2 separate regions of the Homo sapiens genome follow, and region 1 is linked to region 2. Evidence: read pairs that join two places in POLR2A ChIA-PET (ENCODE). Cell type or tissue: A673. All regions are shown on one strand. Each heading gives the region's core, and the rest is flanking DNA. Links, peaks and the distances in the headings are about the cores only. Region 1 overlaps ZNF143 (zinc finger protein 143). Region 2 holds the start of LOC124902802 (protein GVQW1-like).

Evidence for each region. ChIA-PET counts read pairs that join two places held together with the same protein. Peaks named below come from ENCODE experiments on the same cell type or tissue, not always from the same donor. Only the 100,000 strongest peaks of a DNase experiment are listed, where the experiment ranks them.
Region 1: POLR2A ChIA-PET joins it to region 2 with 10 read pairs; 2 of 35 experiments call an interaction of 5 or more read pairs at or near these places.

The regions. Positions count from the first base shown.
Region 1 is chr11:9,481,307-9,498,101 of GRCh38, forward strand. ZNF143 (zinc finger protein 143) reads left to right here. Exons shown (of 16, transcript NM_003442.6): 8 at 13,340-13,459; 9 at 14,997-15,072; 10 at 16,369-16,494. Among named protein-coding and RNA genes, the nearest start is that of ZNF143, 29 kb to the left of the region's middle. In A673, for the core only: no CTCF peak of the experiment used is centred there; no DNase peak of the experiment used is centred there; H3K27ac peaks cover 810 bases.
Region 2 is chr11:9,810,647-9,827,441 of GRCh38, forward strand. SBF2 (SET binding factor 2) reads right to left here. Exons shown (of 40, transcript NM_030962.4): 29 at 6,194-6,378; 30 at 1,886-2,062. It overlaps LOC124902802 (protein GVQW1-like), which reads left to right and starts at 7,351. Exons shown (of 2, transcript XM_047428003.1): 1 at 7,351-7,551; 2 at 9,257-9,328. The coding sequence starts at 7,351. The coding sequence ends at 9,328. SBF2-AS1 (SBF2 antisense RNA 1) reads left to right here. Exons shown (of 3, transcript NR_036485.1): 3 at 1-673. In A673, for the core only: no CTCF peak of the experiment used is centred there; no DNase peak of the experiment used is centred there.

The DNA.
Region 1 (16,795 bases), core at 1,573-9,572, 330 kb before region 2:
GAGCCCGTGGTTTGAAGTTATAGTGAGCTGATTGTGCCACTGCACTCCAGCCTAAGCAACAGAGCAAGACCCTGTTCTCCCCCACCTCCCAAAAAATGAGACTTCAGTATTTTTTATACAGTTCTATGTCAAATCCACCTAAGTCAACCTCTACTAAGATGCAAACACAGGGTAAATATGTGCGGGAGTTATAGGTCAGTGGCTTGGAGTGTTGGAGTGGCCCAATAAGTTCTCTGTCTTATTGGTAACTGACAAGTACATTTTAAAATAATAGAATATTTTAAAGAAAAGCAGTTGTAGGCTGGGTCCAGTGACTCACGCCTGTAATCCTAGCACTTTGGGAGGCCGAGGCAGGTGGATCACCTGAGGTCAGGAGTCTGAGACCAACCTGGCCAACATGGCAAAACCCCATCTCTACTAAAAATACAAGAATTAGTTGGGTGTGGTGGTGTGCGCCTATAATCCCAGCTACTTGGGAAGCTGAGGCAGGAGAATCGCTTGAACCTGGGAGGTGGGGGTTGCAATGAGCCAAGATTGTGCCACTGCACCCCAGCCTGGGCAACAGAGTGAGACTGTCTCAAAAAAAAAAAAAAAAATTTCAGAACTCAAAACGTAACTAGGAATTCAGAACTGCTGAGGCAAAATGTCATTAAAAAAACCCATTACTCTTTTTTTTTTTTTTGAGGTGGAGTCTCACTCTGTCGCCCAGGCTGGAGTGCAGTGGCTCGATCTTGGCTCACTGCAAGCTCTGCCTCCCGGGTTCACGCCATTCTCCTGCCTCAGCCTCCCGAGTAGCTGGGACTACAGGCGCCCGCCACCACGCCCGGCTAATTTTTTGTATTTTTAGTAGAGGCAGGGTTTCACCATGTTAGCCAGGATGGTCTCGATCTCCTGACCTCATGATCTGCCTGCCTTGGCTTCCCAAAGTGCTGGGATTACAGGCGTGAGCTACTGTACCCGGCCCCAACTCTTTTTTTTTTTTAAGACGGTGTCTCGCTCTGTCGCCCAGGCTGGAGTGCAGTGGCTCGATCTCGGCTCACTGTAAGCTCCGTCTCCCGGGTTCACGCCATTCTCCTGCCTCAGCGTCTGGAGTAGCTGGGACTACAGGTGCCCGCCACCATGCCTGGCTAATTTTTTGTATTTTTAGTACAGATGGGGTTTCACTGTGTTAGCCAGGATGGTCTCGATCTCCTGACCTCATGATCCGCCCACCTCGGCCTCCCATAGTGCTGGGATTATAGGCGTGAGCCAGCGCACCCGGCCAAAAAATCCCATTACTCTTTATCTGTAGACATATTACCATTTGGTATTGGTACCAGTAGACAAATAGAAGACTACTGAATGGGATTCTTTTTTTTTTTTTTTTACTGTAGCTTTTTTCTCCTTTGCCTTTTGTACCTCTTCCTTACAGACTAGATCTGCAATGTCCAATACGGTTGCCACTAGCCATATGTGGCTGTTAAGCACTTGAAATATGACTAGTCCAAATTGAGATGTGCTGTAAGTGGATTTTGAAGACATAGTACGATAAAAATAATGTAAAATATCAATAATTTCTTATATTGATAACGTTGAAATGATATTTTGGACATATTGTGTTAAACAAAATAATTACTATTAATTTCACCTGTTTCTTTTAATTTTTTTCAATTGGTTACTAGAGATTTTTTGTTTTATTTTATTATTATATTTATTTATGTATTTTGAGATGGAGTCTTACTCTCTTGCCCAGGGTGGAGTGCAGTGATGTGATTTTGGCTGACTGCAACCTCCACCTGCTGGGTTCAAATGATTCTCTTGCCTCAGCCTCCCGAATAGCTGGGATTACAGGCATGCACCACCACACCCAGCTAATTTTTGTATTTTTAGTAGAGATGAGGTTTCGTCATGTTGACCAGGTTGGTCTCGAACTCCTGACCTCCAGTGATCAACCCACCTCAGCCTCTGAAAATGCTGGGATTACAGGTGTGAGCCAACATGCCTTTTTTTTTTTTTTTTTTTTTTTTTTGGAGACGGCATCTCGCTCTGTCACCCAGACTGGAGTGCAGTGGCGCGATCTCAGCTCACTACAACCTCCACCTGCTCAGTTCAAGCAGTTCTCCTGCTCAGCCTCCCGAGTAGCTGAGACTGCAGGCACATGCCACCGTGCCTGTCTAATTTTTTGTATTTTTAGTAGAGACAGGGTTTTACCATGCTGGCCAGGCTGGTCTCGAACTCCTGACATTGTGATCCGCCCACTTGGCCTCCCAAAGTGCTGGGACCACAGGTGTGAGCCACCATGCCTGACCCCTATTTTATTTATTTATTTATTTTTTGAGACTGAGTCTTGCTCTGTCGCTTAGGCTGGAGTGCAATGGTGCAGTGTTGGTTCAAGTTATCCTCCTGCCTTGACATTCCAAAGTCCTGGGATTATAGGTGTGAACCAATTTGCCCGGCCGGAATTCTTTTTTTTTTTTTTTTTTGAGATGGAGTCTCACTCTGTCACCAGGCTGGAGTGCAGTGGCATGATCTCAGCTCACTGTGACCTCCGTCTCCTGGGTTCAGCGGATTCTCCTGCTTCAGCCTCACGAGTAGCTGGGACTACAGGCACATGCTACCATGCACAGCTGACGTTTGTATTTTCAGTAGAGAGGGGGTTTCACCATGTTGGCTAGGATGGTCTGAATCTCTTGACCTCGTGATCCGCCCGCCTCAGCCTCCCAAAGTGCTGGGATTACAGGCGTGAGCCACCACACCCAGCTCAGTAAATTTTTAATCACATATGTGGCTTGCACTTGTGACTTATTATATTTCTCTTCATTAGTGCTGGATCAGAAGTTCATGACTTCACCATTCTCTAAAATGATTAATTACCGTATTTAAGGTTGAGAACCTAGTACTTGGTTTTTTGTGGTTTTTGTTTTTTGAGACAGGGTCTTGCTTTGTTGCCCAGGCTGGAGTGCAGTGGCCTGATCTCAGCTCACTGCAGCCACTGCCTCCTGGGTTTAACTGATTCACCTGCCTCAGCCTCCTGAGTAGCTGGTATCACAGGAGCGTGCCACCATGCCCGGCTAATTTTTTATATTTTTGTTAAAGAAATATTTAAAAAAATGTTTTTTATATTTCACCTTGTTGGCCAGGCTGATCACAAACTCCTGACCTCAAGTGATCCACCTGCCTCGGCCTCCCAAAGTGCTGGGATTTCAGGCGTGAGTCACCGTGCCCAGCCTGAACCTTGCTTTTCTAAGTCTCTTTTTTTCTACCTCTAAAAGAAAGGTATTAATTAGATCCATGGTTATCTTAGGGGCAAAAGTTTGGTGTTTTTTTTTTTTTGTTTATTTTTTGTTTTTTGAGATGGAGTCTCACTCTGTCGCCCAAGCTGAAGTGCAATGGCCTGATCTTGGCTCACTGTAACCTCCACCTCCCAGTTGAACTCCTGACCTCCAGTGATCCACCCACCTCAGCCTCCCAAAGCACTAGGATTACAGGCGTGAGCCACCGCACCTGGCCAAAGATTTTTTTTTTTTTTTGAGACGGAGTCTAGCTCTGTCGCCCAGGCTGGAGTGCAGTGGCGCGATCTTGGCTCACTGCAAGCTCCACCTCCCGGGTTCACGCCATTCTCCTGCTTCAGCCTCCTGCATAGCTGGGACTACAGGCGCCCGCCACCACGCCCGGCTAATTTTTTGTATTTTTAGTAGAGACAGGGTTTCACTGTGTTAGCCAGGATGGTCTCCATCTCCTGACCTCGTGATCTGCCTGCCTCGGCCTTCCAAAGTGCTAGGATTACAGGCGTGACCCACCGCGCCCGGCCGCCAAAGATTTTTTAAGATAATATTTTTAGTGTTTTTTTTAATTCAGGTAAAGTACAAAGAAGAAAACCCAAAATGACCCGTAATCTTACTCTACGTATCTATTTTACATATTTTTAAATATAAAAGTAATCATGTTTATGTTTAGAAAATCCAAATAGTATAGATTAGTAAAAATAAAAAGTGAGGGATCTACTGCCTGATAGTAATTATTGTTAGAAATCTGCTTTGTTGTTGTTTTTTTCTCTCTCTCTTTTTTTTTTTTTTTTTTTTTGAGAAGTCTCGCTATGTCACCCAGGCTGGAGTACAGTGGCACAATCTTGGCTCATTGCAACCTCTGCCTCCCAGATTCAAGTGATTCTCATGCCTCAGCCTCCCAAGTAGCTGGAATTACAGGCTTATACCACCATGCCCAGCTAGTTTTTGTATTTTTAGTAGAGACAAGGTTTTGCCATGTTGGCCAGGCTGGTCTGAACTCCTGCCCTCAAGTGATCCACCTGGCTTGGCCTCCCAAAGATTATAGGCAGGAGCCACCGTGCCTGGCCTTGTTTTTGTTTCTTAATCTTCCTGGCAGTGCTGATGTGTCTCATGGTTCTTTAAAAATTCCTCTGGTGCCACACTTCTAGGATTGTTTCCTTTCTTCAAAGAGAATACATTTTTAAAAATTCAAGTTGTTTTTATTTTATCCTCCCCCAAGAATATAGATTATTTACATCATACAAGTTAACAAACACCAGATTGTAAGTTATAGCTGCCATGTGCATTAGGCCGTTACAGTAAATGGGATTATAAGTACTAAACCAGACAATACAATGCAATGTTTATCCTCAACCCTACTGAGTCTCTCACTCTATAATTACAGAAGCTCTGCCAGTTAGGTTCCACTGGACTACAGCATCCTGAAACCTGGTTGGTTAATAGCTTGAGCTCTAGAGCCAAACTCCTTCAAATCTCACTTCCCAGCTTTTGACCATGGGCAAGTTACATTACTAAGCCCCTCTGAGTCTCATTTTTTCTATTTGTAAATCATAGTTGATATTGAATTCATTGGATAGCCATGGGGGCCAATTAGACAGTGTACGTAAAGCAGCCACCACAGTGCATCACATAAATGCAACTGCTCAATAAATGTCAGTTAGCCTCTTTATTATGAGGTCACCTTGGAATTTAATCTTAGCTCCAGTCTTGTATCTACCTCTGGAATTTGCACCTCCTTAGAATATAATGGTCCTAGGCGCTAATTATATTATATATATATTATATATATATTATATATAATATATTATATATATAATATATATAATATATTATATATATAATATATATTATATATATTATATATATAATATATTATATATATTATATATATATAAAAGCCCTGTTTTTTGAGGTATCAGGAATCCTGTCAGGGACTAGCAGATCTCTGATCCACCCTCATCTGCCAAGGCCAGCAGCTCCAGTTCCTTTTTCTGTGTGTTTTACACAGTAGAATGCCATGTAAGATTTTATCTGCGAAAGACGTTTGACTCCTTCAGAAAAGAAAAAACATTATTGACTTAGAACAATGTGTTTTGTTTTGTTTTTTTTTCCCTGAGACAGAGTCTCACTCTGTCACCCAGGCTGGAGTGCAGTGGTGTAATCTCGGCTCACTGCAGCCTTTGCCACCCGGGTTCAAGCGATTCTCCTTCCTCAGCCTCCCGAGTAGCTGGGACTACAGGCACCCGCCACCACGCCTGGCTAATTTTTTGTATTTTTAATAGAGATAGGGTTTCACTGTGTTAGCCAGGATGGTCTTGATCTCCTGACCTCGTGATCCACCTGCCTCAGCCTCCCAAAGTGCTGGGATTACAGGCGTGAGCCACTGCACCTGGCCCTTTTTTTTTTTTTTTGAGACGGAGTTTCACTCTTGTCACCCAGGCTGGAGTGCAATGGCGTGATCTTGGCTCACTGCTACCTCCACCTCCCAGGTTCAAGCAATTCTCCTGCCTCAGCCTCCCGAGTAGCTGGGAATACAGGTGCCTGCTACCACGCCTGGCTAATTTTTGTATTTTTAATAGAGATGGGGTGTCACCATGTTGGCCAGGCTGGTCTCGAACTCCTGACCTCAAGTGATCTGCCTGCCTTGGCCTCCCAAAGTGCTGAGATTACAGGCGTGAGCCACAGCACCTGGCCACAGTATGTCCTTTATAGACAGGCAGATAGGCCCTATGTATCTTGCACAACGTTACATGGTGAGTTTATGGCAGAGCTAAGGTTATGTCTTTTTGTTTGTTTGTTTGTTTTGAGACGGAGTCTCGCTCTATTGCCCAGGCTGGAGTGCAGGGGCATGATCTCAGCTCACTGCAAGCTCCGCCTCCCGGGTTCATGCTTCTCCTGCCTCAGCATCCTGAGTAGCTGGGACTACAGGCGCCCACCACCACACCTGGCTAATTTTTTGTATTTTTAGTAGAGATGGGGTTTCACCGTGTTAGCCAGGATGGTCTCGATCTCCTGACCTCATGATCCGCCTGCCTCGGCCTCCCAGAGTGCTGGGAGCCACTGTGTGAGCCACCACGCCCGGCCAAGGTTATGTCTTAATTCTCAGAACATACATTAAGTTTAAATACCAGTGAAGTCATTTTCTATACATGGTTTTTAGAAGCTGATTAGTATTTCACTGGTGTTAGCTTCAAAATTGCCCTTGAGAGTTTTCACTTGTGATGACATATCAGATTGCTGTTTCTTTGACAGAGACTGCACATATCTCATGCTGCATAACCCTGAAATACCTGTTATAGTTTTGGTCTTTTAATTTAGCTTTTGAGTTTTGGATTCTGTCCATTTTTTCCCCTAAAACATCTGTAGAATCAGCTATTGCTTTCTATTCCACAGTCATTATCCTAGGTTTGTTTTTATGACTTCTTTCCTGCATATTTATGATTATACAAACTTCTTTTGGGCTCCCTACCTCATTTGTCTTTTCAGTCTGTTCCCCGCTATTACTGTAGTTCTCTTTCTAAAACGCAGATAGCCAGGCATGGTGGCACATACCTGTAGTCCCAGCCGTTGGGGAGGCTGAGACACAAGAATTGCTTCAACTTGTGAGGCGGAGGTTACAGTGACCTGAGATTGCACCACTGCACTCCATTGTGGGCAACAGAACGAGACCCTGTCTTGAAAAAAATTAATTAATTAACTAATTAGAATAAAACACAGAGGTGATCTTGGCTTGTCCCTTACTTAAAATATTTTAATACCTTCCTTTGGCTTTCATTGTCTAGGCTTGCTGTTCAGGGTAGTATTTATTGCTTTTCACAAACTTGGTCCTACACTTTCATTTTCATGAAACTCATTCTATTATGTAAACATAATACTCTCATGTTGTTTCCACTTCTTCTAGATAACACTCCAAACCTTTGACCATACTATTCCTTCTGCCTAGACAGCACTCCCCAGTCCTCTTCTTCAGTCTTCAAATTTCACCCCTAGACAGCTTGCCCTAACCTACATCTCCCTACTTTTGCATTTTGCCCTGTTAGATCTTTTCATAGACTCCTGTGATAACAATTATTATATTCTATTATAATCCTTCATTAATAGCACAGTTTTACTAGCTAGACTGAGAGCCCTACAAAGGCAGGAACAGTATTTTATTTATCATTTTAGAAAGTAGGTATTTTGCCAATCATTTATTAAATATTTATTATTTTAGAATGTTGTGATAGGAAGTGGTAGGGAGTTATGATGGAGGGATAGGTATAAAGGGTAGTTAATTGGAAATAGAATAAGAAGGTAGTAGTGCAAAGCAGGTTCCAAATAGAAAAAAAAAAGATTTATTTGGGAATTGAGAAGGTAAATGTTAGCCTAGATTGGAGATAAAGATCTTTGCAAGGAAACATTTCCAATACAAGGGGAGGGAATCCTATCACACCCAAATACTCTATGCATTGAGGTAAAAGCCAGAATGGCTTTTTGACTGTGTCTCCCTGGCCTTTTATTTTTCCAACTACTGTATACTGTAGGTCATTGCTATTTTTGTAGTTTTCTTTCCAGAGGTTCCTTTTGTTAGTTGGGTGTTTGTACAGGTATTCATCCTACTGTACTTTGTGAGAATGCCTTTAAGAGAGGTCTGTTTTGAGTAATTAGATACTAGTGGAAATAATTCTGTTGGACACTGCCCTTACTTATAATTCTCTTAGCATGCCAAATGCTAGTGACTTCAGCTGGCTTAGAAATAAGAAACCTTGCTGTTGTCACCCATGTCCCCACCCCACAGGCACACATTCAGAGACCTCAGTAGTTCTCCCTAAACTGAATTTTCTGACCCTTATTTTACTACCCTAAGTTCTTAAAGTCTCCACTATAGACATTAAGAATGGGAGCAAAAACAAGTACATTTTTGGAAAAAATGTCCAATACTCATCATTGGTTAGGAATTCAACATTGTTTCGTTGGCTTAACTAAATTAGATGCCAAATTCCTGGTATATGTTTCATACCAGAATCGAAGCTCCTAATAAATTGGCCTAGGAGGAAGCAATAGAATAACAGAAAAGATTCAGATATGAGTCTCTCTGGAGTTATTTGCTGCCGCTACCTAGTCTGAAGGTGTGAGCAGCTGGGCTTAGTTTGGCAGATGTGGAAAGCTGGTAAGCACTTTCATTTCATAGTGCTGTTAGAAAGGAGGGGAAGAGAATAGGAAGAAGAGTCCTTTTCTCTTAATTTGGAGTCTTCAATTGAAATCTGCCTTTACAAATCATATAAAGCTTGATGCCAATTCTACTAAAATAAAACTCTACACTTGTATATGTATTTAAAAAACACTGGGCTGGGCATGGTGGCTCACACCTGTAATCCAAACACTTTGGGAGGCTGAGGCAGGAGGATTGCTTGAGGCCAGGAATTCAAGACCAGCCTAGACAACATGACAAGACTCCATTTCTACAATTTTTTTTTTAAAAACAAGCTGAGTGTGGTGGTACTCACCTGTTGTCCTAACTACGTGGGAGGCTGAGGCAAGAGGATCACTTGAGCCCAGGAGTTGGAGGGTGCAGTGAGCTGTGATTGTGCGACTGTACTATAGCCTGAGTGACAGAGTGAGACCCTGTCTCTAAATTAAATAAAAATAAAAAATACTGAATGGAAGTAGACCAAGAAGTTAACAGTGATTTTCCCTGGATGGTGGAATTATAACACACTTAAGCTTTTTTTTTTTTTTTTGCTTTTTTTTTTTTTTGAGACAGGGTCTCATTTGTTACCCAGGCTGGGTGGCAGTGGCACAATCTTGGCTCACTGCAGCCTCAACCTCCTGGGTTCAAGCAGTCCTCCTGCTTGATGACAGCCTGGGATGACAGGCACGTACCACCATGCCCAGCTAATTTTTATATTTTTTTTGTAGAGATGGGGTTTTGCCATGTTGCCCAGGCTGGTTTCCAACTCCTGGGCTCAAGTGATCCACCTGCTTCAATCTCTCAAAAGTGCTGGGATTACAGACGTGAGCTGCCGTGCCTGGTAGAACTTTTTGTTCTTCACTATGGTATCCAGACTCCTCCAGAGTACATGTGTTGCTGTTATAATACATGAAAAAAAAATGAAGTTATTAAAATAATAGTTGATTTTTAAAGGGTTCATAGAGGCTCTTCTGTTTTCATGAGCAATAAACAGAAACTGATCTTTTTGAGACAGGATCTCATTCTGATGCCCAAGCTGGAGTGCAGTGGGGCGATCATAGCTTACTGCAGCCTTGACCTCCCAGGCTCAGGTGATCCTCCCACCTCAGCCTCCCAAGTAGCTGGGACCACAAGTACATACCACCACACTCAGCTATTTTTTTATCTTTTGCAGAGATGGGGTTCCCCCCATGTTTCCCATGCTGGTCTCAAACTCCTGGGCTCACGCGATCCTCCCACCTTGGCCTCCTAAAGTGTTGGAATTGTAGGCATGAACCACTGCACTTGGCCTAAGAAAATTTTGTTCTAATAATATTTGATTCCCATTTCTTATAGTTTTATTAAGATATATTTCACATACTAGCTGGGCACAGTGGTACATGCCTGTAGTCCCAGCTATTCAGGAAGCTGAGACGGAGGATTCCTTGAACCCAAGAACTTGAGTCTAGTGTGGACAACATAGCAAGACTCCAGTCTCTTAAAATGAAACAAGAAAAAGATACATTTTACATACTTTTTTTTTTTTAAGTTTTTGAGACAGGGTCTTGCTTTGTCACTGTAATTTTTTCTATTTTATTTCTGTATTACTTTTTTGTTTATTAAGACAGGTGTCGGCTGGGCGCGGTGGCTCACACCTGTAATCCCTGCACTTTGGGAGGCCGAGGCAGGCGGATCACGAGGTCAGGAGTTCAAGACCATCCTGGCTAACACGGTGAAACCCCGTCTCTACTAAAAACACACAAAAAAATTAGCCCGGCATGGTGGCGGGCGCCTCTAGTCCCAGCTACTCAGGAGGCTGAGGCAGGAGAATGGCATGAACTTGGGAGGCGGAGCTACAGTGAGCGGAGATCGCACCACCTCACTCCAGCCTGGGGAACAGAGTGAGACTCCGTCTCAAAAAAAAAAAAGACAGGTGTCTCACTCTGTCACCCAGGATGCGTTGCAGTGGCACAAATACAGCTCGCTGCAGCCTAACCTCCTGGACTCGCGCGATCCTCTCACCTCAGTCCTCTGAGTAGCTGGAACTACAGGCAGGTGCCACCATGCACAGCTGATGTTTTTGCATTTTTGTAGAAATGGGGTTTCACCATTTGCCCAGGCTAGTCTCGAACTCCTGATCTCAAACGATCTGCCTTCCTTGGCCTCCAAAAGTGCTGGGATTATAGGCTTGAGCCACTGTGCCCAGCCTACATACTATTTATTTATTTATTTGTTTGTTTAAAATGGAGTTTTGCTCTTATTGCCCAGGCTGGAGTGCAATGGCACAATCTTGGCTCACTGCAACCTCTGCCTCCTGTGTTCAAGTGATTCTCCTGCCTCCCAAGTAGCTGGGATTACAGGCATTCGCCACCACACCTGGCTAATTTTTTTTTTTTTTTTTTTTTTTGAGACGGAGTCTTGCTCTGTTTCCCAGGCTGGAGTGCAGTGGCGTGATCTTGGCTCACTGCTTCTTCTGCCTCCCGGGTTCAAGCAATTCTCCTGCCGCAGCCTCCCTAGTAGCTGGAATCACAAGCACATGCCACAGCGCCTGGCTAATTTTTATAATTTTTAGTAGAGACAGGGTTTCGCTGTGTTGGCAAGACGGGTCTCGAACTTCCGTCCTCAGGTGGATCCACCCACCTTGGCCTCCCAGAGTGCTGGGATTACAGTCATGAGCCACTGCACCCAGCCCTAATTTTGTATTTTTAGTAGAGACAGGGTTTCACTGTGTTTGTCAGGCTGGTCTTGAACTTGACCTCAGGTGATCCACCCACCTTGGCCTCCCAAAGTGCTGAGATTACAGGTCTGAGCCACCACGCCTGGCACAGCCTACACACTTTAAATTTACCCATTTAGAGTGTACAGCTGAGTGGTTTTTAGTAAATTGAAAAAATTGAACAATTATCACAATCTTAATTTTAGAACTTTAAAAATACCCCTGAAAAGAAAAATTTCTTGTAATTCTGTTCATATATTTTAGTGGTATGAATCCTTTTATAAATCTTGTGACATTTTCAGGGTGAACCTAGCACTGTGAGTTATGAAGGCATATAAGACACAGTTCTTGACTTCAAGTAGCTGATAGACTAATAGGGAAGAAAAGGAAACATAAATGTCTTTACAACAAGACAGTTGATTAAAGTTTCACACCAGTGATATAAGCTATATATCACAGGTTTGCTGAGGAATTGAAGAATCATCTGTGTTTGGAATGATGACAACAGGCCTCATGGAAGTAGGGAGATGGAATTTTCTAGCCAGAAAAAATGTGGAATTATATTATTCTTTGTATAGGCACTTTTCAGTCTATAATAAACATTTTCTTTTTGCCCATTGGGAATTATGCCTACTTTTTTTTTTTTTTTTTGAGACGGATTCTCACTCTGTCTCCAGGCTGGAGTGCCGTGGCATGATCTCGGCTCTCTGTAACCTCCGCCTCCCAGGTTCAAGCGATTCTCCTGCCTCAGCCTCCCGAGTAACTGAGACTATAGGCACGCGCACCACCATGCCCAGCTAATTTTTGTATTTTTAGTAGAGATGAGGTTTCACCATGTTAGCCAGGATGGTCTCGATCTCTTGACCTTGTGACCCGCCCGCCTCGGCCTCACAAAGTTCTGGGATTACAGGTGTGAGCCACTGCGCCTGGCCTATGCATACTTTTATACAAATATTTTATCAACAGATCTACCTTTATTCAGAAAATTATGGTCTGCAACATTTAATGAACATACAGTATGGGGATGACAAAATAAATAGCTTGTAATTTAACAATTACACTGAGATCTCTACTGCTTGTTTTTTAGTTGATTTATATTACAAGGAAAAGTCAAAGTCTTTCTATATTCTTGTCATCTAATGCAGGGTACTTCTCAACTCCCCCACCATTATTCTAGCCTCTGTAACTCCTCCTTTCTCTGCCTTTACCGTTCTGGGATGTGTGTAATTGTAGTAGGTCATTACCCAGAATTATATGCCATGTGTGACAGTCTGCAGAGATAGGATGTTGCAACACTGTCACCACATGGCTCACAGAGTAGAAAGTCATTCTTCCATTTTTATGATACCTTAATTTCTATTTTAAAAAGCCTTTAAAAATCAGCATTTGGATTTTTATGTTATTACATCCCAGAAAAATGATCTTCTAGTGAATATAAGTACAGAGTAGTAGTATCATATGGATTGTAATGTTTCCTTTAGGTGACTGAAATGACCTACCCCTTTCTCATTGCTTTTGAAATTGAAAACACTTTTGACATTGTTTTTGGGACACAGGTTCTAAAAAAAGGCAGGTAGATGGATCACTTGAGTATATTAAGGAATACCTGCATCCAGTGAAGATGCTACTTAGGTTGTTTTTCTAGAGTAGGAATAGATCTGTGAGCTCCAGCTGTGTATTTCTGTGACTGTCCTTTTGACTACTGTACTTTCAGAGTCACTGACTTCAACCATGCAATGGAATTAACCTGACCGACTCAGGCTGAAAGAGTCCTAATAAAGTGATGACCTGAGATTGGAAACCCACATAACAGTTTTGTCTTTTTAATTCTGAAAATCATAATTTATCTGTTTTATTTCTGTATTATTGATTGATTGATTGATTGAGACAGGTCTCACTCTGCCACCACCCAGGCTGGAGTGCAATGGTACAATCACAGCTCACTGCAGCCTTGACCTCCCCGGGCTCAGGTGATCCTCCCATCTCAGCTTCCCAAGTACCTGGGAACCACAGATGCACCACTACACCTGGCTAACTTTGTAATATTTTGTTGTATAGAGACAGGGTTTTGTCATGTTGCCCAGGCTGCTCTTGAACTCCTGGGCTCAAATGATCCGCCTACCTCTGCCTCCCCATGTGCTAAGATTACTGGCATGAGCCACTGTGCCTGGCTTAAGTAATTTAAGTAATACTATTTGTTTTATTTAGATTGTTTTACAAGGACATGCTACAAGAGTAACTGCTAAATCTCAACAGAGTGGAGAGAAGGCATTTCGATGTGAATATGATGGATGTGGAAAATTATATACAACAGCTCATCATCTCAAGGTATATATAAAAGAAATGTTCTATCTAGTTATGAGAATACCTAGGATATTAAATACTAAGATCATATTTTTGTGTAATTCAAATGCCACTGTTTTCTCCCAGTTATCAAGATACTGGCACTTGGTCACACTCATACACAGACATGTAAAAACCTATGCGGACTTTAGAGACTGTTAATTTTTTGAGGGCTTGGACTGTGTTTTTTTCATCTCTGTATTCCTAATGTCCAGGATACTACCTGGCACATGGTAGGTACTCTACATATTTGAATATATGTTGTCAAGTATGAAATCCATTTAATTATATGAGAGATATGTGTGTAATCACACATCTCTGTTAATTCACTGAAATCTAGCAAAAGTTGGTGTTAATTTGGCTTTTAAATATTTGGGCTAAGGCTGGGCGTGGTGGCTCATGCCTGTAATCCCAGTGCTTTGGGAGGCCGAGGCGGGTGGATCACCTGAGGTCAGGAGTTCAAGAACAGCCTGACCAACATGGTGAAACCCTTTCTACTAAAAATACAAAATTAGCCGGGCGCAGTGGCAGGTGCCTGTAATCCCAGCTACTCGGGAGGCTGAGACAGGAGAATTGCTTGAACCCGGGAGGCAGAGGTTGCAGTAAACCAAGATTGCACCACTGCACTCCAGCCTGGGCAACAGAGCGAAACTCCATCTCAATAAATAAATAAATAAATATTTGGGCTAAGTATTTTTATTTCACTTGCTGCTATACATAACAGAACATACCATGACTCAATAATAGCTAAGATTTGTTAAAGAACTTTCAATGTGTCACGAAGTATGCACTTAGCATATCTGGAGTAGTGGCCCTGGGGCCCATCTTCACTATTTATCAGTAACCTTGGGATGTTAGTTGACCTCTTAGTACCTCATTTTCCTCATCTATAAAATTGGATCCTAAGAGTTATCTCCCTCTCAGAGTGGTTGTAAAAATTAAATAAGTTAATACCTTACACGTAAAGTACTAAAAAGAGTGTCCTGATGTGGTAAATGTTCAGTAAATGTTAGCCATTGTCATTGTTACTCATTTGTCATGGCAACCCTCTATGGTAGATACTATTGTGTCCCCACTTTTCAGAGAGGCCTTTGAGGCTCAGAGAAGGCAAGTGCCCATGGCCACACCACTAGGCAGTGGTGGATCCTTGCCTCAGATCCAGGCCCCTCTAGCAGCAGCCTCCACACTCTTAACCTTACATTGTGTAGTCTCTCCCAGCCCCCTGCTTCTAGTTTCTCATCACGTGTATGTTTCATGCAGACACCTTTGACCACTCGAGAAAGCTCAGACCTCAAACGTTCCTGTTCCCTACTTAAAACATTAGTAACTATCTCTTAATATTTAACATTTAGGTCTATATTGAGAACTATTGGGCTATCGTTTTTGTGAAGTTATCTTTTTTATAAGAAAAAAGCATACAACAAAATCATTTAGCAGTGTGGGAAAAAGTAGTTCTGTGTTGCAACCATCTTCCTGAGGAATACGTAAAGGAAATAGAATCATGCCTGCATTTTAATCACAGGTCCATGAGAGGTCACACACAGGAGATCGGCCTTATCAGTGTGAGCATGCAGGCTGTGGGAAGGCATTTGCAACAGGTAAAAGTATGAATTTTGTTTTTTTCTTGGTTCCAATTAGGGGTCAAGTAGAGACAGGCTAGTGGAAGGAACTGACCCCTTGGCTGTGTCTGAATCTGCAGAAGCACATGATCAGTTTTTCAGTCTCTCTCATAACTGCCTTTCGTCCTGCTTGCTCCAGACCCCTCTCTGTTCTTTTCTCCACTGACCTGTCTCTGCCTGCTGTGTTTTCTTTTTCTTTTTCTTTTTCTTTTTTTTTGAGACAGTTTCACTCTGTCACTCAGGTTTGGGTGCAGTGGCAGGATCTTGGCTCACTGCAACCTCCGCCTCCCAGGTTCAAGCAATTCTAGTGCCTCAGCCTCCCGAGTAGCTGGGATTACAGGCGCTCGTCATCATGCCCGGCTCATATTTTGTATTTTTAGTAGAGATGAGGTTTCACTATGTTGGCCAGGCTGGTCTCAAACTCCTGGTCTCAAGTAATCCGTCCGCCTCGGCCTCCCAAAATGCTGGGATTACAGGCGTGAGCCACTGCACCTGGCCTGCCTGCTGTGTTTGATACTTTTCACTCCTCCACATTCTGTTTATTTTAGCGGGAAAATAAAAGCCAAGCTTTAAAGGCTGTCATAGACTCTAACATCAGGACAGGCCTTAGCAATGGGATGAGGCCTTTGCATCCAGCAGGGCTGGGACTGGCACCAGGCCTGCTGACTTCCATTCTTCATTCCATGTCTTGATTCCACTTTGAGCTCTTGGGGTATGAGAACAACTGATAAAACTGAGGCACTTTAGAAAAGAAACACACAACCTCTTTTAGACAGAAATGAAACTATTGAATTTTCAGCATGGCAGTCCCGAGCTATGATACTTTTGTACATTTTTTTGTTTGTTTTTGAGACAGAATCTCACTCTGTCGCCCAGCCTGGAGTGCAGTGACGTGATCTCGGCTCCCTGCAACCTCTGCTTCAGGGTTCAAGCGATTCTCCTGTCTCAGCCTCCTGAGTAGCTGGGACTACAGGCATGCATCACCACACCCAGAAAATTTTTTGCATTTTTAGTAGAGATGGGATTTTACCATGTTGGCCAGGCTGAGCTCGAACTCCTGACTTCAGGTGATCCGCCCGCCTTGGCATTCCAAAGTGCTGGGGGTACAGGCGTGAGCCACCGTGCCCGGCCCTTTTGTACATTTTAAATAGTTATTCTGTGTATTTGCCTGATATTTTATACTTGGTATTGACTATATTTTTCAGTAGCTTATTCTCAGTGTGCATGTTTAGAGCAGTATTGTGTAATTAAATTTCTTTTAATTTTTTCTTAAAGGTTATGGATTAAAAAGTCACGTCAGAACTCATACAGGAGAAAAGCCATATCGGTGTTCGGAAGATAATTGTACTAAATCTTTCAAAACTTCAGGAGATCTACAGAAACACATCAGAACTCATACAGGTACTAGTGGAAACAGAGTGTCAAAATCTTTTTTTTTTTTTTTTTTTTGAGACGGAGTCTCGCTCTGTCGCCTAGGCTGGAGTGCAGTGGTGCAATCTTGGCTCACTGCAAGCTCCGCCTCCCGGGTTCACGCCATTCTCCTGCCTCAGCTTCCCAAGTAGCTGGGACTACAGGCACCCACCACCATGCCTGGCTAATTTTTTGTATTTTTAGTAGAGACGGGGTTTCACTGTGTTAGCCAGGATGGTCTCAATCTTCTGACCTCGTGATCCGCCCGCCTCTGCCTCCCAAAGTGCTGCGA
Region 2 (16,795 bases), core at 5,403-13,402:
CCTGAATTCTTTTGGGCTCAGAATTTGTTCTAAGAAATGGCTATTATTAAAAAGTCAAAAAATAACAGATGCTGGCGAGCCTGTGGAGAAAAGGGAATGTATATACATTTCTGGTGGGAATGTAAATTAGTTCAGCCATTGTAGAAAGTAGTTTGGTGATTTCTCAAATAACTTAAAACAGAATTACCATTTGACCTAGCAATCCCATTACTGAGTATATACCCAAAGGAATATAAATTGTTCTACCATAAAGTCACATGCACACACATGTTCAGTGCTGTACTATTCACAATAGCAAAGACATGGAGTCAACCTATATGCCCATCAACGGTAGACTGGATAAAGAAAATATGGTACATATACACCATGGAATACTACACAGCCATAAAAAGAATGAGCTTATGTCCTTTGCAGTAACACAGCTGAAGCAAACTAACACAGGAATGGAAAACCAAATACTGCATATTCTCACTTATAAGTGGGAGCTAAACATTGAGTACACATGGACACAAAGAAAGGAATAGACGCCTGGGGCGTATTTGAGGTTGGAGGTGAGAGGAGGGTGAGGATAGAAAAACTACCTATCAGGTACTATGCTTATTACCTGGGTGATGAAATAATCTGTACACCAAACTCCCAAGATATGCAATGTACCTATACAACAAACCTACATATGTACCCCTGAACACAAAATAAAAGTTAAAAAAAGAATTTGCTTTAAGAGTTAACTTTTAAGATGTCAATATCCCAAGTGGGCAATTATTTTCCACTGTCTTTAGTCCCTATCTTTTGGTACAGGTCCACTTTCTAGCAAAGAGTAGAGCACAGAATGTATCAGAAACATGGATAGATAAGTTGGGTGGAGGGGTCCGTTTGGAGCTGGGGCTCATAGCCTGGGGACAGAAGGGAGTATCGACCAGTTCCTTCCACGGGTATGCAAAGCACCCTAAATTGCCTTAATAATAATGAACACAGCATGATACATTTATAGCCAAATATTTATGTGGCGGCATTTCTCTTTGGTTTAAGTATCTTGAGAACAGTCACAGCCCTGAGTACTGACATCATTTCCTTTTTTTTTTTTTGCCTTTTAGTCCAATGTGCTGTGGGAAACAAGAGGCAGGATGCTTGGAGGTAGATGGAGGCAGGGGACTGGGAATTTCTGCAAGGTGATAACAAATAATGGGGGCCAGGCGTGGCAGCTCATGCCTGTAATCACAGCTCTTTGGGAGGTCAAGGTGGGAGGATTACTTGAGGCCAGGAGTTCAAGACCAGCCTGGGCAATATAAGAAATAAAGGGGCTTAAAGACAAGGCCCTTTAATTTCTCAATAAAAGTTCAATTAAGAATATCCCAAAGTTGACTGAACTGAAAGATGATAGACACTGTGTTTTTTTTTCAAGCCTTAGGTAGGCTTGGGGGCATCCAGTGTGCCTTTGGTGGGTAGTGTGGGGTGGATCTAAAATCTAGAGACCTGGGATAGGCAGACAAATGAAAGGTGAGAGCTCTTGGGAGTCATGCAGAAGTTGCCCTCTGCCCTGGATCCTTACTGTATTGACAACAGAGCAGGAGCCCTGTAAATACATGCTGATTAAATTTACATCAAAGATTTCCATCTAAAAATAATTTTCTCCTTAGTGTCCTATAGATACCAAACTTTTAAATACACAGAGATAAAAACCCAGCGATCAAGACTTCTACTCCCTCACCTCCTATACCAGATGATTTCCTTAGTCTGAAAGGCCTTTACTGATGGCACACAATGAAGGAGGAGAATGTTGGGGAGTAGGGGAACAAAGTATTTTTTTTCTCAAATACAGTTCTGTATATCTACTTGGGCCTCTGTTTCTTTGAGTTATAAAGAAAGAAGCTGCTTCAGACATTACCTGTGGGAACCACTCAGAATCTCCCAGCGCTTTCAGGAAGGTCACTTCTGAGTCAGTAGGGATGGTGCTTGGGATACAAGCCCTCATCAGCTTCTTAAAACTGGCTTTCACTTGCCGGATTTCATGAAATTCAACAGGAACAAACTCACAATTTAAAGCAAATTCTACCTTGAAGTTCTGCGGATGAAGATTCAGAGAATTAGGCAGATGAAGTGCTATAGGTAAAAGAGTGATGTTTCCAATGGGGCAGTGCATAATGACAAAGTTATTTGGGGCCAAATAGCTGCAGAGGCTGCCAATGGGTCAAGAAAGTCAATCTTGTACAGCAATGTGTCAGTGTTGGTGGGAACAGCCATTCAGTACAAGCTAGTGGTTTGCCCAGAATGGCAAATCTAGTCCTTACTAGAGGTAGATTACTTAGCCTAAGAATGCGTTCATTCTGAGAACTGGAAGAGCCTACTGGTAGACTGGAACTTGATGGAGCTCATAATACCAAATATAAGTCAATTATAAGGCCATGAACCTGGAAGTTTAAAGAGAAACTAATGATACATGGACAGTATGATTACTCCAACAGTGTAAACTAAGTCTTCCCAAGATGTATATGGTAAGGGATAGGTAACACACTGTTGGAGTTCCAGACTGTACGTGTATTAAAGTTTGTAGATATGCACATATTTGTTTCTTATTATGCAAGTAAAACATATTCATAATAAAAATGAAAAAAGGTAGAGATAAATATTGAGAAAGAAATAGAAATCACTTTCTTACTGCCCCAAGACTACCAACATTGTGGTTATTTTTTTGTTTTTTTGGGATGGAGTCTTGCTCTGTCACCCAGGCTGGAGCGCAATGGTGCGATCTTGACTGACTGCAACCTCCGCTTCCCAGGTTCAAGCGATTCTCCTGCCTCAGCCTCCCGAGTAGCTGGGACTACAGTCGTGCGCCACCATACCCAGTTAATTTTTGCATTTTTAGTAGAGATGGGCTTTCACCATGTTGCCCAGGATGGTCTCAATCTTTTGACCTTGTGATCCGCCCACCTCGGCCTCCCAAAGTGCTGAGATTACAGGCGTGAGCCACCACGCCCAGTCCTACTTCTTAAAAGTCAATAATAAAAAATTACATGGTCGGGCACGGTGGCTCATGACTGTAATCTCAGCAGTCTGGAAGGCTGAGGCAGACAGATTACCTGAGGTCAGGAGTTCAAGACCAGCCTGGCCAACACGGTGAAATCCCATCTCTACTAAAAATACAAAAAGTAGCCAGGCGTGGTGACAGGCACCTGTAATCGCAGCTACTCGGGAGGCTGAGGCAGGAGAATCACTTGAACCCCGGAGATGGAGGTTGCAGTGAGCTGAGATGACACCACTGCACTCCAGCGTGGGCAGCAGAGTGAGACTCCACCTTAAAAAAAAAAATTACATAAAAAAACCACGAAAGGCTTTGTTCATTTCTATCTTTGGGATAATATTTTTTCACTTAATATATGTATCAACCTATATTTATTTGAGTACTTTCTCATTTACATCTTTAATCCTTATGGAATTTATTTTGTGTGTGGTATGAGTGTTGCATTTGCAATTAAAGAATGCTATACTGATGGCCTACTGGTATATTTCATTTTAATAACCTGGTTGCCTAGCTCTGAAGAAGATTTAAAAGTCCTCTAACTTTTCATGCCAAAGAATGAATTAATTTTCTCAAAATGTTTCCACTTTCTTTTCATTGTGCCCAAATTACTCTATTGGACCATCTGCTTTTCTAAGATTAAAACTGCTTTCTGGAGATTGGTTGCACAGCAACATAAATGTACTTAATAATACTGAGTCATACACTTAGAAATGGTTAAGATGGTAAATCTTGTTATGTGTATTTTATAATTTTTCCTTTGTCTTAATAATTCTATTTTTAAGGAAGCTATTCTAAGGAAATAATCTAATAGGAAAAAACCCCCAGGGAATGGTATCTCAATTAAAAAAAATAACAAAATAACTTATTTGCTTGGAATTGTGACTGTAATTTTATATACAGAAGATAAAGAAACCTAAACATCCAACAACATGGGATGAATAGTGACTAAAATAGTTATGAAGACTATATGACATGGAAACATAATGTTAAGGCTTCAGATAAATAACCTAGCGATATACATGAGTTCCTTTCTATTATTTTTAAAAACTTATAATAGACAAAACATAGTTTACTTTTCAGGAAAGGTAGATTCCTATTTCCCAACTATACATGAGCTAGGTATGCTTATCTTATAAACCAGGAGTTACTAACCAAAGTATTGAGACACTCCATTAGGTTGTAAGGAATTTGTTCCTAATAATAAAGTATTAAAGTATGTGAATTTACCTAGGTAAAGGCCAAATTCAAGATTATTTTCAGAATAAGTCACTGTAATTTATTGGCTTTCATGTTTCTTTGTTGGGAGAAAAAGGTATGGAATTGTAACTGGATGGCATTGTGCAAGCTAGAATGTGGCACATATCAGACAGATACAGAGCCATATTCTACATACAAAATTGAATAAAAGATAAAACCTGAATGGAATATATAGAATAGCTGACAACTATTGTGCCAGAATGGTGGGATTACATTTTTAAAAATAATAATACTTGTCCGGGTGTAGTGGCTCACGCCTGTAATCCCAGCACTTTGGGAGGCCAGGGCGGGTGGATCACAAGGTCAAGAGATGGAGACCATCATGGCCAACGTGGTGAAACCCCATCTCTACTAAAACTAAAAAAAAAAAAAAAAAAAAAAAAAAAAGCTGGGCGTGGTGACGCGTGCCTGTAATCTCAGCTACTCAGGAGACTGGGGCAGAATTGCTTGAACCTGGGAGGTGGAGGTTGCAGTGAGCCGAGATCATGCTACTGCATTCCAGCCTAGCGACAGAGTGAGACTCCATCTCAAAAACTTAAAAAAAATATAATAATAATATTTTATTGAGGAAGGGCAGACAGAAAGAAAAAGAGGGCAGGAGGAAGAGAGGGAAGGAAAAAGGCAGCATCCCAACTCTTTCTTACTCAAATACGTATGATCACATAGCTAATCTGAGAAATTATGTGCAAAGAGAATGGCAGAGGGGAGTATTAAGGAGCTAAACCTCGGAGAGTGATTCGGATCACGAGTAAGTGTTGTGCTGAAGCATGGAAAGTCTGTGCTCTGGAAAAGACACTGGCACCAGCAACCCTGGATTGCTGTAGAAAAGGGTTCTATTTTTTGGATATAAAATTATCTACTGTATCAGAAGACACATATGCAGATTTAAAACTTGAGCATTACCCAGCAGTTTTATGCCCTCTACCCTAAAGGTTAGTGACTAAGTGGTTGCAGCAGTCCAGGCAGTGGGAGAAGAGCTAGCAAAGCCACTAGCCTGCTCCAGAAGAGATGACTCAGTTACTGGCATCTTAAGGGCCAAGCATGTGGGATCTTGCTAATGGCACCCTGCTCACAGTTTCTGCTCCACGGTTCAGCCAGAGGTCTGTCTAGGTTGTCCAGTGCCAACTGGAGCACTGGATTAAACGTTGAGATTTCTGAGTTAACAGATAACTTTCATGTCCTATATACCTACTGGTAGTAATGAAATTTATTTTGTAATGTGTGACTTGCAAAACATTAAATTCAAGGAATTGTTGTTGCTTTTGGAGGAAAAGACCATCTTTACAATTTATGGGCCCTCAGCATGGTGAAGCTCTTTAGCGCAACAATTTAACAGTAAGAATAAAGTTGATTAGCATCTAGTATTTTGAATTTTCTGACACATCTTAGGACATGTGTCTCTTTCTATATAGCTTTGCGAAGTTTTAACAAGTGTTACTCAGAAAACCTAGACTTGGCCTTGCCTTGCCTCCATACATGGTACCACAGTCTTCCTCTCTCCATTCTTCTATGTTTCTGTAGCCTGCTTTAGGTTTACCATAACAAAACTATCTGTTTTGCCATGGGCAGATTCCTGTGGAAACTGAATCAAGGCTGTTGAAAACACAGCCTGATGAAGCCTTATTCCTTTTTTTTGTATGTATGTACGCTTCCTGATGTTTATGTTGATTTTTTACTATTATGAATAAATATTTATTTTCATGGCTAATAAATATGCATATGTATATACATGTATTGATATAAAAATTAATATATATAAATAAATACAAAAGGAGAGCTAAATTTTTTGAGATTATTAACTCCAGGTTAAGAATCATGCTGTAAAAAAAATTCTAGCAAAGCTGGTTTGTGATACAGGTTTTATCAACAGCCCTAGCGTATCCATAAAGTTTCTAAGTGAGAAAAAAGAAATCTTACCCTTAGTTGCGACTTTTCACCAAATATGTAAAGGGCTGCTTGCCGTTTCAAGAGCTGGTTTTGTAGGTAGCTGCTGTTACTGAAGGAGGCCGAGTGATCCTTGCCTGCCAGCCGGGCGCCAACATCAATGAAGGATGTTGGAGAGCTGATCAAGCGAGTGCTAGAGCGAAGACTTGCCCACACACCTTCACAAAAGCCAAAGTCGTGGAGTGAGATAATCTAATGTGGGAATGCCACTAACTAAGGAAAAAGGTGCATGCTCTGGAGCTACAGTTTTAGAGGTCATAGCAAGCTGATTAATCTAAAAACCGTAAGTCATATGGTCATTTGCTACTTCTGTAACATAAACATTATCCAATATAGCATTTCAAAATCACACAATCTTAGCCTCAGAATGACCTAGCAAATCCCCCAAATCAATCCTATTTTATATTTTGATGTAAATTCAGGATTTAAAAGTAAATACTAAGATCTTAAGCAGAAACAGTACATTGATACTGAAAACAAAACATGCTGGCAGGAGGTACTAATAAAGTCTAGGAAGGCAAATGCTGAGTTATGCAATTTCTCAGGGCTTCATGAAAAAAGTAAGGAACATTCTTCTGCTTATTTGGTCAATTTAACATGACATTTAAAGATATGAAATAGAAACTTCATAAGTCTACTAAAATCTGAAGCTGGATTTGGAATTAATATTTGTATATCATGCCAAAACGATGTAATTCTAAACAAGATTATATTATATTTTTCAGTATCCATGAAGAATGAGAATTATAAGTTTAGTAATGGGCACAGTGCCTCATGCCTGTAATACTAGCACTTTGGGAGGCCAAGGTGGGCAGATCGCTTGAGCCCAGGAGTTTGAAACCAGCCTGGGCAACATGGTGAAACCCCGTCTCTACCAAAAAAAAAAAAAAAAAAAAAAAAACTACAAAAAGACACCTGTATTGGGAGGCTGAAATGGGAGGATCACTTGACCGCTGGAGGTGGAGGTTGCAGTGAGCCAAGATAGCGCCACTGCGCTACATACTGGGCAACAGAGTAAGACACTGTCTCTAAAATAAAATAAAATAAATGAATAAAATGTACAGTCAGAAGCCTATATCTTTATTTTATTTTTTTTGAGACAGAGTTTCGCTCTTGTTGCCTAGGCTGGTGTGCAATGGCGTGATCTCAGCACATCACAACCTCCACCTCCTGGGTTCAAGCGATTCTCCTGCCTCAGCCTCCTGAGTAGCTGGGATTACAGGCATGCACCACCATGCCTGGCTAATTTTGTATTTTTAGTAGAGACGGGGTTTCTTCATGTTGATCAGGCTGGTCTCGAACTCCCGACCTCAGGTGATCTGCCTGCCTCAGCCTCCCAAAGTGCTGGGATTACAGGCATGAGCCACCACGCCCAGCCAGAAGCAGATACCTTCTAAGAGAAAGGGCAAGCTAAAATGCTAGCAGAGTCTCAATGAGATAAGATGACCTTAGTTATATTAATTAGAAAAATCAAGGATTTCTATATGCAAGTGAGACTATTAAATATCAAACATCCAGACACAAAGGCATGTACTAATTCTCAAATTTGACTAGCACTGTATCACCTTCAAATCAAGAGGCCCTCATAAATGCCTGTAGAACTGTGGTGTTTATCTCATTGATGGGGTCACAGGGATACAGGACTTTCCTACTGCCTCCCTCAAGTGGGTTTTCTTCTTTAGATCTAGAAAGCCTGTTTGAGAAGCTTTAGTCTTTTCCTAGTATTAAAGTCATGTTTCTAGGTGACCAGAAGTCACCATGATGTCACATCTGCTTCTCTTTCTCTTTATAAGCATTTACGGGGTCAGGAGACCAGTTCCCAAGAAAAGTTTTTATTGGTCATTTCAGCTTCACATGCACGAATCTTTCTTTGAGATGGAGTTTCACTCTTGTTGCCCAGGCTGGAGTGCAATGGCGTGATCTCGGCTCACCACAGCCTCTGCCTCCTGGGTTCAAGTGATTCTCCTGCCTTAGCCTCCCGAGTAGCTGGGATTACAGGTGCACACCACCACGCCCGGCTAATTTTTGTATTTTTAGTAGAGATGGGGTTTCACCATCTTGGTCAGGCTGGTCTTGAACTCCCGACCTCAGGTGATCCGCCCGCCTCAGCCTCCCAAAGTGCTGGGATTACAGGTGCGAGCCACCACACCCGGCTGCATGAATCTTTCTACGTAGTTTACGAGGTTTTCTTAGACATTATGGCAATTATTAATTTTTTTGTAAATGGAATCAGAGGAAATTCAGAATGCAGATGAGAATAAAGGATATAATTTTACAAATGCAAAAAAATTACTTGTAACATATGTAGTTTCACATGAAGATGGTTTAAAAGAGTGATATATCAGGACACATAATACAGTACCTTGATTATGGACTCTTCCCTTAGCTGAAGATTTGGGATTTGACTGAGTAAAACATTTATCTCTGTACCCATGCACTGGTAGGTAAGATTAAAGACAGAAAGAGAAATAAAATGTATATAGCAGCAAATGTCAGAGCAGATTGAGTAAGAGAAGAATAGGCTATTTAATTTTTAAAATTAGCAGGGGAAAAATGTAAATATAATAAAAGTAGAAGATTTAATTAACAAACAAAAAGCTGCACAGTCACAAAAAAAAGATGTATTGAGTACCTGTTAAATGAAATTTCAGCACCTGTTTATAAATACTATAAGCACAATGAAATGGACAGCACACAGCAGAAGGTGCCACTAAAAAATTATACCAAATGGAAGAAGCTTTTGAAGATTGTCATTCAGTCAGAAACAAATTTTTATAATAAAATTAAGGAATTTGGGGTGTGTATGGGTGAATGTTAGGAATACATTGGTCCTCATATTGAAGGAGAATGGCGAATGCTGCATGTTGTACAACACGTTTGTTCTTTGAGCAAGGTCATCACACCAGGAAACAATGAAGCTCTAGCAACCATTTGGAATAACTAAGGGCATGTTTTTGCAGTAGAGCATTAAGCATTGCCACGCTATCTTCCTTCTTCTCTTTTCATTTGGAAATTATATTTATTTTCCATAATTAGTTACGAGCAGCAAAAATTCATAATCCTGTGACAATACCCAATATCACTAATAATACAGCTTGTGATGACTGAAGTAATGACTTCTCTTAAAATCCCTACTTGCACCAAAATGACAGGCAGTATTAGAGATAATAGTTTTGTAATTTGAGTAATATATTTTTTTCCAACAGAAAGGGGTTTATGATGATGGCAAACCAAAAATTGTGAGCAGTTTTAGCACTTTCCAAGCAAACAAATTGCTCAAGTCAATTAGAAGAAATGATTTTATATTTATTCAGGATTACAATCTTTAATAGTAGTATTAAGTTATAAAATGCAAAAGTGTATAACATATGACATAACAAAAATCATTACAAGTGAGTTTTCACTCCCACTTCACTCCTTTGGAAGCAGAAAATGAAGGGCACTGATGGCTCTGGTGGCCAAAGGAAGCCAGAAAGTAAGGGCTGCAGAGGTGCTGGCTGATGACAGACAGAGAATGTGACTGCAAGATGGAACGAAGGCTTGGGACATGGCCAAGGCACACTGTGTGGCCTCCTCTGTGTTGGCTGACTGCTCTCCTTTCTGCCAAAATTTTGAACTTTCCTATTGAATATGGGACACTAAGATGATGACAGTGATGCTTGAGTAGTTCCTGATTCTGAGATACTGTTCCCTTAACACATCACACTTTCTTATGCTAGTCTTACTGCCTGGAATGATTTCCCCCATTTCCTTACCTGACACATTCCTACTTAACCCTTAAGATCCAGATACAATATTAGCACCTCTTAAAGGCATTCCTGACTGCTCCCAAGCTGAGGAGCTCTATTTGAACTTTGATCACATTGTGTCGATTATCTGTATATTCTTTCACTCTACAAGATTGTGTGTGTGAAAGGAAAATAAAAACTCAGGACTCCAGTTCACTACGTCAAAAGGAAAAAATTAGGCTGAAAGGTGAGACATAACAAGACGCTGCTTTTCCTTTTGTTCCTAAACAAACAGCTACAGTTAAAAGGTTAAACTTATCCACAGGTAGCTACTGGTATGTTCACTTTACCTTACAGATGAATACATAATTGACTATTCCCCTACCTGCTCCTTTTTTCTTGCAACATGTGGATTACTATACCCTCCCTCTTTCTCGTTTAAATATTAAAGCCCTCAAAATCATTGTTGGAGAAAGGCACAGACCTTTCTCCAGGGCGAGTCCTTAACCTTGGCAAAATAAACTTCTGAATTTATTGAGACCTGTCTCAGGTACTTTTTGGTTTACATGTGCTTGTGAGGGCAGGCACCTAATCATGTTTATTCTCGTATCCATGCTGAGAGCCTGAAATACAGGCACTCAAAGAATTTGTTGATTATTTACTTTTTGCAAACCAATACATTGTGAGCTGTTCTGACTCATTATTGTATCTTCAACCCAATTATTTGCACTGAAAGAGTGAAAAGGGGGTATTAAACAAAAAATATTAAGGACTCCCCCAAACAGAGGCTCATCAATGAAAAACTGCCAAGTTTTGGCCAATTAGTAGAAAATCCGCAATGATAAAATGGCCAGTACTGATATGGGGCCAGCAGGGAGCTTTGAGAATTCTAATCCCATCTGGAAGTCATTTTAACCAAAGGAATTAGACTACCGCATTGGTTGTTGGTGGTGAGGTCTACTTAGATTTCCTGAATGATTTCTAGATGTCCTGGGCACTTAACACCAGCAAAACGTCTCAAGCTGTGTTTTTCCAAGCTGCAGGATCCTCCTTAGTGGCTTGGGAAATCACTCTAATAGGTCAAATCAGTATTTTTTTCAAAATTAAACATTACAGTTGAAAATACTAATGAGCACTGCATGTGGTACGGATGAATATTGTTTCACAGAACTTTTGTTTTAGTGTATACATTATACATTTTGCATGTGCCTTAGTACTACCTGAATTGTGATATAAAATGAATGGGTATATATACATATAAATATAAAATACATTTCTTACTGCGAGTCATGATCAAACAAGTTTGAAAGTCACTGGCTAAACCTAGGGCATATGCCTTCTATCTCTTGCCTTAGATCAGTAAGGCTCAAAGCAATTTAAATGCAAATGTCGACTTTCTTCCCATTTCAGCAGAGTATTAGGCAATGGCAATGATAACAATAACTATAATAATAATGACAACTAACATCTATTAAAATGCTACTATGGGCTAGTTACTAAGTTAAATGTTTTACATATACTATTTAATTTATTCCTCATAACTACCTTAAAAGTCTATATTATTTTTTAAAGATGAAGACACTGAGAATTAAGAGGTTTCCTAATTTGCTTAATCACACAGTAAGTAGTGGGACTATGGTTTGAATTAGAATGTAACTAAACTCTTTTTTTTTTTTTTTTTTTTGAGACGGAGTCTCGCTCTGTCACCCAGGCTGGAGTGCAGTGGCGCGATCCTGGCTCACTGCAAGCTCCGCCTCCCGGGTTCAAGCCATTCTCCTGCCTCAGCCTCCCGCATAGCTGGGACTACAGGCGCCCGCCACCACGCCCGGCTAATTTTTTGTATTTTTAGTAGAGACAGGGTTTCACTGTGTTAGCCAGGATGGTCTCGATCTCCTGACCACGTGATCCGCCCGCCTCGGCCTCCCAAAGTGCTGGGATTACAGGCGTGAGCCACCGCACCCGGCCACTAAACTCTTAATGTATTGTTTCCTGAGGAACCATGTGACCTTGGACCCAATCAGTAAGAACCGGCTAAGGGGACTGCTTCAGGGAAGATATGACACAGTTCATTTTCCCCATAGGAATGCGTTACTGTTCAGAGAACTAGTGTTTCCTAAGCACTGGTGTTATTTCCTCTACTCTGTTCTGACGAAAGGGGAGAGGGAAAAGAGATGCTTAGGTCACATGTGGGGCCTTATTGATCACTGTGATCTTATACCTGGCCCAGTGCATGAGACACTAGATGTATTCAGTAAATATATCTGCACTGATACGATGCAACACTGAACTAATTCTAGTCCCAGTTATACTAATATTTGCTATGCAGCCTTGGCCAAGTCACTTAATCTCCCTGGGCCTCTTTAAATACATATCCTGGAGGTTATTTCAAGAATAAAATAATACATGGAGAAAAACTTAAAATGTAAAGGATGAAAAATTAAAAAGCTGCCTCCAAGTGGCTACTTCTCAAATATACCCAGCTATTATATTTTGGTATTTGAGAGGCAGTACTAATTTTCTCAAGGCATTTTTCTACTCAACAAAGAAATTTATCCAAGTTGTAAGTATATGTGTTTCCCCATTGGGCTTAAATGCTACTTTAATTTTAAATGAAAAACAATGTGATCTATTCACTTCTTGCTTTTAAAATGATTCTTAGGTAAAAAAGGATGCAGCCCTTGTATTAGGAACTCACCAACATGCATGCTGAATGCAAAGTGATCACCCTGACTGAAAAAGAGGTGAAGGTCAATTTTAACCCTGGCTCATCAGACCAGGAGAGACACACAGTGGAAATAACATAAGAAAACTTGGAACTAAGACTGTACGACAATGAAAAGAATGAAAAAAATTGTGAAAATAGGGGAGCAAAAAGAAAAAGGCTAGGAAGAAGAACTAGGGGTTAGGGTAAAAAAAAAAAAAAAGAAGAAGAAGAATTAAATGATAGGAGGCTCCTCTCACAGTGGTATCTAACTCTGGAAGAATGAAGAGACTCTGTACTGTGAGTCGGTACAAGGAAATGAATTACTTGCAAGGCATGGGCATGTTTATACCTAGTCTTGCCCTGGCCAGTCTAAATGTGTGTCTGCCTGGTATGTTCACATAACAGAGAATCTTTTGAGACCCTTAACTTGCTTGCCTCAGTTCATTCGTCCTACTTTGAGAAGGAATGACACTATCAGAAGAAACACAGAAAGCAGCTCTAGAGATCACAGAGAATGTTGAAGGTGTCAGGAAACAGCAGTATCTCTTTGTCCAGTTTATCACTGGGACTTCACAAGGTTTTGGAGGCTTTAGGAGTGAAGAGTTAAGAGATGGAGTAAAAGAATGAGATTTGCGTTTCTGGATTTTAGCTTAAGATACCATAATGACAAGCACCTGGTTAGGAGTAAAAAACTGTCATAAGGAAACAAGCCAAATTCACAGTAATTTTCAGCAGAAAGTATTTGAGAAGGGTGTCAGAAATAATATTTATAGCCTCAGATATGCACATAGTGGTCATAAGTTAAATAGGAGATTTTAATCTGAAAAGGTAAATACAGCCTTCTGGGTGCCTTTAGGATTAGCAAAGAATGGAGTCATAAGAATATAACCACTACTGGGAATTCCCTTGTATAAAAGAAGCCAAGAGTTGGAGGCCAGTGTTAAAAAAGAAGATAGTGTAGTTGAAAAAGATTGTTAAGGCCGGGTGCAGTGGCTCACACCTGTAATCCCAGCAATTTGGGAGGCTGAGGTGGGTGAATCACGAGGTCAGGAGATCGAGATCATCCTGGCCAACGTGGTGAAACCCCATCTCTACTAAAAATACAAAAATTAGCTGGGCACGGTGGCACGTGCCTGTAATCCCAGCTACTCGGGAGGCTGAGGCAGGAGAATTGCTTGAACCAGGGAGTCTGAGGTTGCAGTGAGCCAAGATCAAGATCGCTCCACTGCACTCCAGCCTGGTGACAGAGCGAGACTCCATCTCAAAAAAAAAAAAAAAAGAAAAAAAGAAAAAGATTGTTGAAAATCTATGAACCTTGAGTACCAACATAATAGGAGGAGACAACTGTGCAGCTACAATTTATATTATAGGCCACCTGGCCAAATGTTGGAATGGATAACATGGTGACGTGTACAATGGCAAAATACAAGATCAGGTTGTGGGGTGGGAGGGTTTCAATTAACTAGACATCTGCTGAAAGTTGCACTGTCTAAAAGTTGAGTGGAAAAATTACTGACTTTCCTTGCTGACAATGTAAACTTTCATATGGTAAATAAAGCAGTAAGGGGAAATGCAATCTCGAACCAAATTCTGACAAGAGTGCTTAGCAACTGAAATACTAGGAACCTTAGGAAAAAAATCACTGTACCATCTTTTAGTTCAAATTCACTGAGAAAGAAATGATGAGAAGAACGAAGCGTGTATCTTAAACTTTAAAATAATAGTACTCTAAAAATTCAGAAAAATGATATATATGGCTGTAATGGGTTGAAATGTGTCCCCCTCCCAAAATTTATATTAAATCCCAACCCCCAGTGCCTCAGAATATATATCATTAGTTAAGATGAGGTCATACTGGAGTAGAATGGGCCCCTAATTCAATATGACTGGTGTACTTATAAAAGGAGAAATTTGGAGCCAGACACAGAGGGAGAATGCCATGTGAAGATGAGGGCAGAGATTTAGGTAATGCTTCCAGAAGCCAAGCAATGCCAAAGATGGCCAGCAAACCTCCAGAAGCTAGGAGAAAGGCATGGAACAGATTCCTCCTCACAGCCCTCAGAAGGAACCAACTCCCTGACACCCTGATCTTGGACTTCCAGCTTCCAGAACTGTGAGACAATAGTTGTTTAAGCCACCCAATTTGTGGCACTTTGTTACGGTAGCCCTAGGAAACCAATACAACGACTTCAAGGCCTGACACACTCATTGGAAAGATGACTCAAGGAGGTTGAAAGCTCTTAGGAAATCCTGCAATTACAGAAAGTTCTGACGAGGCAGGAAAAGAAAGTATCCAAAAAACCAGTATGACCACTAGGAGATGTGTACGGTTTTCAAAAGGGAAAAAAGTGAATTTTGTAAAGTAGAATCTTTATGTTGATTCTGAACCAAATTCTAGGAATGGAGTATCAATGGACTATTCATAGTTACTTTTAAAAAAAAGCACTGATTCGTATAATAAGTCACAGCAAAATAACCATAAAACCCTTGGTGATGCAGTGAATTGTTTGAAAGACTGGCAAATAGTGGATTAAAACGATTGACAGAGATTTAGAAATATGGGCCTGGTGAGTTTTAGTGGGAAGACTCATAACCAGTATAGATGAACAGACTGATCTTTTTCTTCAGAGGGGTTTATATTATTTTGCTGTAGGTCTTTGTCCTTAGCTCTGGCTTGTTCAACATTTTTTTAAACGAAGAATCACATGAGAACAATGATCAAATGTATGGATGACAAAAGGCTTGAAAACAGCAAATGCACTGGTAGACAGAATCAGGGTCCAAAGGTCTAAAATACCAGTCCACACCCCAAAACATGAAATTTCCTAGTTGTAACACTGCTAGTGGGTCCAAAAAGCAACCATCAAGGCCAGTGTATTTTTAAGAACAATAGCACATGTGAAGCAGACAGGGATTTCAAATGATATTAATCTCCACATGGGTTAACCTAGTGATGGGGCTGCCCATAGCTAATGCAGTTTTAGGCTGTGAGAACACCTAGAGTGCTGGGTTCAATTCTGTGGAGTGTTCAGAGTGATAAGGATGGTGAGTGGACTACAACCATTTCAACTGGGGATATTCAGAGTTAACTAAAGGCAGGAAAAGAAAGTATCCAAAGGACCAAGATGTGTATGGTTTTCAAAAGGGAAAAAAGTGAATTTTGTAAAAAGTGAATTTTGTAGAAAGCAAGCCTGACAAGAGTTTTTCCTGAAGGGTTTTACGTGTGGGAGAGTACACTTACTTTCTAACCTCAGAGGATAGAGCTAGGGCCAATATGTAAAAGTGGTGGTCAATATGAGAAAGCAACACATAGAGTTGCTCACAAATGTAAGGGATTATTTTGGGGAAGAAATGAGTTTCCCATTACTGATGATGTTCAAGCAGAAACAAGATTACTTACTTAGTGTGTGGTGTGTATATATATATATATATATGTGTGTGTGTGTGTGTGTATGTGTGTGTGTGTATGTATATATATACACACACACTTTTGTTTATTTTTTGAGATGGAGTTTTGCTCTTGTTGCCCAGGCTGGAGTGATCTCGGCTCATTTTGCTCTTGTTGCCCAGCAATGGTGCGATCTTGGCTCTATGCAACCTCTGCCTCCCGGTCTATGCAACCTCTGCCTCCCGGGTTCAACTGATTCTCCTGTCTCAGCCTCCTGAGTAGCTGAGACTACAGGTGTGCACCACCACGCCTGGCTAATTTTAGTATTTTTAGTAGAGACAGGGTTTCACCATGTTGGCCAGGCTGGTCTGGAATTCCTGACCTCAGGTGATCTGCTTGCCTCAGCCTCCCAAAGTGCTGGGATTATAGGCGTGAGCCACCGTGCCCGGCCTACTTAGTATCTTTTTAAGGGAATTCATCATTATATGGGGGTGAGAGGAAGAGTCTAAGATTCTGTGACTCCATTGTGAGACAGTGGGACTTCACAGTTGAGATATCTGGGGCCAGGTGCTTTCTCACGCCTGTAATCCCAGCACTTTGGGAAGCCCAGGTGGGAGGACTGCTTCAGGCCAGGAGTTCAAGACCAGCCTGGGCAACATAGTAAGACTCTGTCCCAAAAAATATTTTAAAAATTTAGCTGGGAGTGGTGGCACACACCTGTAGTCTTAGCTCCTTGGGAGCTTGAGGCAGGAGGA